2 separate regions of the Homo sapiens genome follow, and region 1 is linked to region 2. Evidence: chromatin contacts called from ENCODE Hi-C or POLR2A ChIA-PET data. All regions are on one chromosome and are shown on one strand. Each heading gives the region's core, a stretch centred on a gene start or an enhancer-like site at or near the end of the contact. The rest is flanking DNA. Distances are from core to core; before and after follow the strand shown.

Region 1 (3,411 bases), core at 682-3,181, 47 kb before region 2:
GTATAAACTAATGATAATGTACATTTATGTATCTATGTACATGTTTATGTAGATATGTGTGTATATAATGTCTTAGATCTTTGTACTGAAAAGGCATTAAGCATCCCTATTACTGAGATTGTGGTTTCTGAATACCATTTCCCACTAAAGGGAATTAGGGCTTCTTTAAGGAAATGACCAGTGCCAAGTCAAAGGCAAGAAAAATACAAGATATGCCTGGAATAAGTTGTAATACCAGAAAGGTAAGGTAACCTCTGCTCTCGGAGGCAGAGGTTAGGATTATGTCATAAGGTCTCAGGAACCAATTTGAATAAGGCTCTACTGTCCAAAGATGGGACAGTTTGAACTTCAATAAGAATAACTACAAAGGATTAAAACCTGTCACATAGATGTAAGTCTATTAATTCATAACTTTTTAAAACTCACTGATTGTCTTTAAGGATGCTAGGAAGCTATTACTAATTGTTTTGAAAATTAGTAAATAAAAGTAAAAAATTACTCATTTATTCTGTCCTTTCTATACAGACTGCATCAGGACAACTGAATAGTTGATGAGTTTTTTTTATAGAATTTTTCCAGCTAGTGAATAAAGAAAGAATGATAGACTATCATGTGATCGTTTTTCAACCCCGTTAATGGATTGCTTTAGTTGGTGATCATTGATAACTGTTAATATCAAAAAAAGGGAATTCAATAGACTTTTGAACTTAACTGTTGGAAGTACATACTACCTGCCACCTGTGAAGCAGTCTTGGCAAAAAAAAAAAAAAAAAAAAGTTTTTTGGTTTTTTTGTTTGTTTGTTTTTGGAAACAGAGTCACTGTTGCCCAGGCTAGAGTGCAATGGTACTATCTCAGCTCACTGCAACCTCCACCTCCCAGGTTCAAGCAATTCTTGTGCCTCAGCCCCCGAGTACCTGGGACTACAGGTGCGTGCCACCACACCCGGCCAATTTTTATTATTTTAGTAGAGATGGGGTTTCACCACGTTACCCACGCTGGTCTCTATCAATTTACTGTAAATACAAGAGTCAGAAGCACATTATTAAACTACATCATGGTAATACATTTGGCAAAATCCAAACTATAGGAAACAACCAGGTAACCTGATTTCTTCAACAAAAAAAAATTGTAAAGGGGGAGGAACCCATATGCAGAGATTGAAGAGACATAGTCATCCAGTCACAGTGTGTAGACCTTATTTGGATCCTAATTCAAACAAAGAAAAAACAATTTGAGAAATGTTAACACTGCCCAGGAGTTTCATATTAAGGAATTATTGTTTATTTTAGATATGATAGTCTGTAGTTGCTTTACATCCTTTTAGAGGTAAATATGGAAATATTTACAGGTTGAAATAATATGCTATCTGAGATTTGCTTGAGAATATTCTACTGGGATTGGGTAGATAGTGGACTGGGATATAGTTGATACTTAAACCTGTAATTGCAGCACTTTGGGAAGCTGAGGCAGGAGGATCACTTGAGTCCAGGAGTTTGAGGTTGCAGTGAGCTATGTTTGTGCCACGGCACCCCAGCCTCTGCAACAGAGCAAGACCCCATTTCTAAAGGGGGAAAAAAAAACACCTGCCAATTGGTAAATGTTGGTTGAAACTTGGCAATGGGTAGAGATCCATTAACTATTTTCTCCACTTTTTTATTGTATATTTTTTCATTTTTATTACAAAAATTACAAAAGTATCTCCTGCAAAGGAAGGAAAAACAAGTAATAGGAAGGGATGAGATTAGAGAAGCTTAGTCATTTAATTGTCCTCTGTGTTTGAATGCTAGGAGATTTGATATTTATGGAGTATTAATCACAATCAAGAAACATTTTACTGTTCAACAATACACAGCACTAGAGAGATTAAGATCTGTCCCTTTACCTCAGTTGGGTGATAAAGTAGAAACTGGAGACTTAAGGGTTGAGTAATAGAAACAGCAGCACAGTGGACACAGAAGCATGAGGTAGACGTGGCAGCTTCCTTCAGAAAGGTTGGTATAGCACTGAAGACTTTTGAGACGCTTTCTTGTTTAGCAGGGGTGTGGAGGTTGGGGGGATAAGACACACACTAGATGAGGGATTGAAGGCCTGGTCTTTGGTCTTGGCTTTGCCATTTTACTCTTTTTTTTTTTTTTTTCTTGGAGACAGAGGAGTTTTGCCCTTGTCGCCTAGGCCACACACCTTGGCCTCCCAAAGTGCTGGAATTACAGGCGTGAGCTACTGCACCTGGCCCATTTTACTCTTTATTTGACTTTGGATAAGTCACTTTAAAGTCTCTACTTTGATTTCCTCATTTGGAGAATAGAGAATATGCCTGTGCTGTCTACATGGAAGAGTTATTGTGAGAATAAAATGACTTAACACATGAAAAAGCCCTTGGTAAACTGTATTCCCATTCTGATGTAAGATACTCCCACTCCAGTCATTAAAAGGAACATGAAGTTGGGGGGAATGTTTAAAAAAGGGAGTGGAGAGGGAAGGTATGTCATTGCTTTTCTGTTTTAATGTTTTTTTGTGAGGTTTTTTCCATTTTTTAAGTTGTCACTTAAAAATACATAACATTTACCATTTTAACCAGTTTTAAGTGTATATATAGTTCTGCAACATTAAGTACATTCACATTGTTGTGCAGCCATCACCACCATCTCCAGAACTTTCTCATTTTCCACAACTGAAACTTTGTGCTTACTGAACACTAACTTCCCAGCCCCTGACAACCATCATTCTACTTTCTGTCTCTATGAATTTGATTACTCTAAGTACTTCATATAAGTGGAATCCATATTCGTCCTTTTGTGACTGGCTTATTTCACTTAACATAATGTTCTTAGGGTTCATCTGTGTTTCAGCATGTGTCAGAATTTCCTTCCTTTTTAAGGCTGAATAATCTACTCTATGTATACACCACATTTTGTTTTCCCATTCATCTATCTGTGGACACCTGAGTTGCTTCTACCTTTTGGCTGTTGTGAATAATTTTGCTATGAACGTGGGTGTACACATCTGTTTGAGTCCCTGTTTTCACTTTTTTTGGTATATATCCACAAATGGAATTGCTGGATCATATAATTCTATGTTTAATTATTGAGGAAGCAGTGTGTTTTTAAAAATTATTTACTTTATTGCTTATGGAAACATTTCCACAAGTCGTATTTGAGGGTATATGTACGCTGTGATCCATGAGGCTTTTTGCTGGGAAATCTTTTGTCTCCAAGTACTAATCCAATTTTCTTTTCTTTTCTTTTTTTTTTTTTTTTTGGAGACCGAGTCTGGCTCTGTCGCCTAGGCTGGAGTGCAGTGGTGCGATCTCAGCTCACTGCAAGCTCCGCCTCCCAGGCTCACGCCATTCTCCTGCCTCAGCCTCCCGAGGAGCTGGGACTGCAGGCGCCCACCACCACACCCGGCTAATA
Region 2 (3,217 bases), core at 184-2,683:
TGCTATTGTGACTTTTAAATATCGTGCCTAGCACACTAATGTTCAATAAGTAATATTTATGATTAATCTCAAGAAGTATTTGCCTTCTCTTTTAGGCTGTGAGGATATCATTGCTGAGAGCATCTCATTAGATACCTTAATTGCCATCCTCAAGTGGAGTTCTCATCCATATGGCTCTAAATGGGTGCACCGACAAGCTTTACATTTCCTCTGTGAGGAATTTTCCCAGGTCATGACTTCGGATGTTTTTTATGAACTCAGCAAAGACCATCTGCTTACTGCTATCCAGTCTGACTACCTACAGGTAATCATTTAAACACCTCTCAAACTCTGTCATTCATATGTGCGCCAAGAAACCCATCTATGCTCTATTACTCTTCCATCTAGGGTAGGGCAGGGGAAGAGAAACAGGCTGTGATCAAACCACCCAGGACTGCCCTCTTCATAGTTGTACAACAAAAGCCTTCTGGCTCACTGGCTCTTCATGTACACTGCTACCATGACTCAACATTGAACAAGCCCAGGTCCCAGCCAAATGCACCAAAAAGAGATTGGGGCAGTAGGCAAGGTCAGAAGCACATCCCAACATGATTTTCTTGACTTCTATTAATGTAGCTTCTCTATAGTGGTTTCTTACTTTTGGTGGAGCATCACATACTTAGATTGTAAGACAGTAGCTTCAGCAGCACAAAGTAAAAATAATATTCAATTTCTGATCTGCTCACATTTTTATCAAAACTCAGTGCATGTATTCTTCCAAAGTACGGTAATGTTTTCAACTACTTATTTTTAACCAGAAGTAGTTTTTAGCAAATTCTTGTGTTCTTGACTTAAATGTCAATTTAATTTGGAAATTTACATTAATAATAGATTTTATACATTACAGAAAATACTTACAGGCAAAGTATATCCAAGCTTAATTTTTGTGCATTGGCTATATGAATTTTATGCTAAAAACTGTACAACCGTTTTAATGCTATTAAAGACATAAACCCATTGAACCACTTCCTATTTCTTTGTATTTGTACTAGAAAAATAATAAAATGCTACCATTTTAGTCAGAAATGCAGTGGAGAGTTAAATAATACACTCAGCATCTGTGCTTTTCCTTTGTATGTTGCTTTGATTGCAGTACAGATGGCATACTTGGGCTTGATTTATGGAGAATCTTTGTTCATTAACCTTGTCTCATTGTCCTGATCAAAACTGGACGCTTTATGTTTGTGTTAGAAGTTGTTAGTTCTCTTAGATTATTGTCTTTAGGAGCTTTGCATTCCTTCTTAGAAAGTATTAAAAAAAAAAAAAACAGAGAGCAGCCTAGATTTGCTCTAAGATTTTAAATAAAATACAAAGAAATGAGGGCTACATTGCCATTTCACAGATTGTGCTTCACTAACCAGTAGAATACCTTGTAGAGATTGTAGTTTCTTCTGCCAAAACAAGTTGACTGACTTGTTTTTCCTGTCCCTCCAGGAGAGAGTAGTTACTCTGCCTATACCCTATACTTACACTTTCATTTACTTATCTCTGTTTTCTTCCAAAAGAGAATTTAAGGCAGCTATATAGAAACCACATAGTAAGATAAAATAAATTTAAAATAGGAAGTGGGTTGCTTGAGCCCGGAAGTACGAGACCAGCCTTGGCAACAGGTGGGACCCCATTTGTACAAAAAATTTAAAAAAAAATTAGCCATTTTGGGAGGCCAAGGCAGGCGGATCACGAGGTCAGGAGATCGAGACCATCCTGACTAACAAGGTAAAACCCTGTCTCTACTAAAAATACAAAAAAATTAGCCAGGCGTGGTGGCGGGCGCCTGTAGTCCCAGCTACTTGGGAGACTGAGGCAGGAGAATGGCGTGAACCTGGGAGGAGGAGCTTGCAGTGAGTCAAGATCACACCACTGCACTCCAGCCTGGGCAACAGCGCGAGACTCCCTCTCAAAAAAAAAAAAAAAAATTAGCTGGGTGTGGTAGCACATACCTGTAGTCCCAGCTGCTCAGGAGGCTGAAGCGGGGAGAATCACTTGAGCCCAGGAGGTTGAGGCTGCAGAGACCCATGATGGCACTGCTGCACTCCAGCCTGGGCAATAGAGTACGACTTCATCTCAAAAGGAAAAATTAAAATGAAAAAATAAAATAGGAAGGGAGCAGATTACAGAAAAAGAAGATAGAAATGAAATTTAAAAATTAGTTGGAGCCAAGATTGAGGTTACTGGATAAAATATATGTAATGCAGTCTTGTATATTTCCTGTTGATGGACCACAGATTTAACACTAAAACTTCAAACAGCCAATGGAAAGAGTGAAACATGGTAAGTTGCATGCTGTTATTTCCCACCTACGAAAAGTCCTTAATGAAATTAACCACTTATCTAATTTCACTAAAATAAATATAAACCATTTTTTATTATAGGCAAGTGAACAAGATATCCTTAAATATCTGATTAAATGGGGAGAGCATCAGTTGATGAAAAGAATAGCAGATAGAGGTAAGCTCCGAAAATTAGCTTGCACTAGTTACCTTGTGTAAAATTTGGTGGTTCTTATATAGAAATGCATGCCGCACATCAGTCTTGAAAATTGACACTGTTGCCTGGTGAAAATGGAAGTTTTTACCACCAGCAAAATCCTTTAGTGGACAGGGTATAGTTTATTAAAATAAATATATCAGAAAGTCTTATTTTGCAGCTTTAAAAGGATACTTTTTATTATTATGTTCTTAGGTGCTTAATAAAACATGACTGATTCGTGGAAGTACTAGAATGAAAAATTTCATATAATTTCATATAATGACTAAAGTATTACAAAAGCATAATGTTGATGAAAATTTGGAATTAGTGTTGATGGTTGCACAACAATACAAGTATAGTAAGAGCCACTGAATGGTACGCTTTAAAATGTTTTAAATAAATTTTGTGTTATGTGAATTTTAACCTCAGTTTAAAAATACGAGTACAGGCTGACCTGAGGTCAGGAGTTTGAGACCAGCCTGGCCAACATGGCAGAATCCCGCCTCTACTAAAAATACAAAAATTAGTGGGAAGTCGTGGCACGCGCCTGTACTCCCAGCTACTCGGGAGACTGAGGCATGAGAATCACTTGAACCTGGGAGGCAGAGGTTGCAGTGAGCTGAGATTGCACTATTGCACTCCACATGGGTGAAAGAGCAAGACTCAAAAAAAAAAAGAGTACAAATAAAAAAGCATTCATTGTTTATTT

Evidence for each region. A loop is a pair of places that touch in the nucleus more often than their neighbours do. ChIA-PET counts read pairs that join two places held with the same protein, here RNA polymerase II (POLR2A). Pooled maps may share reads with other maps.
Region 1: a loop to region 2 is called in a map of PC-9, with 5 times the contacts of the local background. The contact joins two enhancer-like sites. A Hi-C loop is called at or near these places in 2 of 168 maps with a recorded cell type or tissue (PC-9 and heart left ventricle) and 1 of 50 pooled maps. POLR2A ChIA-PET finds 5 or more read pairs at or near these places in 8 of 52 experiments (A673, AG04450, K562 and 5 more).

The regions. Positions count from the first base shown.
Region 1 is chr14:93,308,136-93,311,546 of GRCh38, reverse strand. All of the region lies in intron 1 of BTBD7 (BTB domain containing 7), which reads left to right. Among named protein-coding and RNA genes, the nearest start is that of BTBD7, 23 kb to the left of the region's middle. Within about 2 kb of position 1,931, at least 2 of the 41 ENCODE cell types and tissues checked have a DNase peak (open chromatin) inside an H3K27ac peak, as active enhancers do.
Region 2 is chr14:93,260,872-93,264,088 of GRCh38, reverse strand. It overlaps BTBD7 (BTB domain containing 7), which reads left to right. Exons shown (of 11, transcript NM_001002860.4): 4 at 96-304; 5 at 2,412-2,487. Among named protein-coding and RNA genes, the nearest start is that of UBR7, 55 kb to the right of the region's middle. Within about 2 kb of position 1,433, at least 2 of the 41 ENCODE cell types and tissues checked have a DNase peak (open chromatin) inside an H3K27ac peak, as active enhancers do.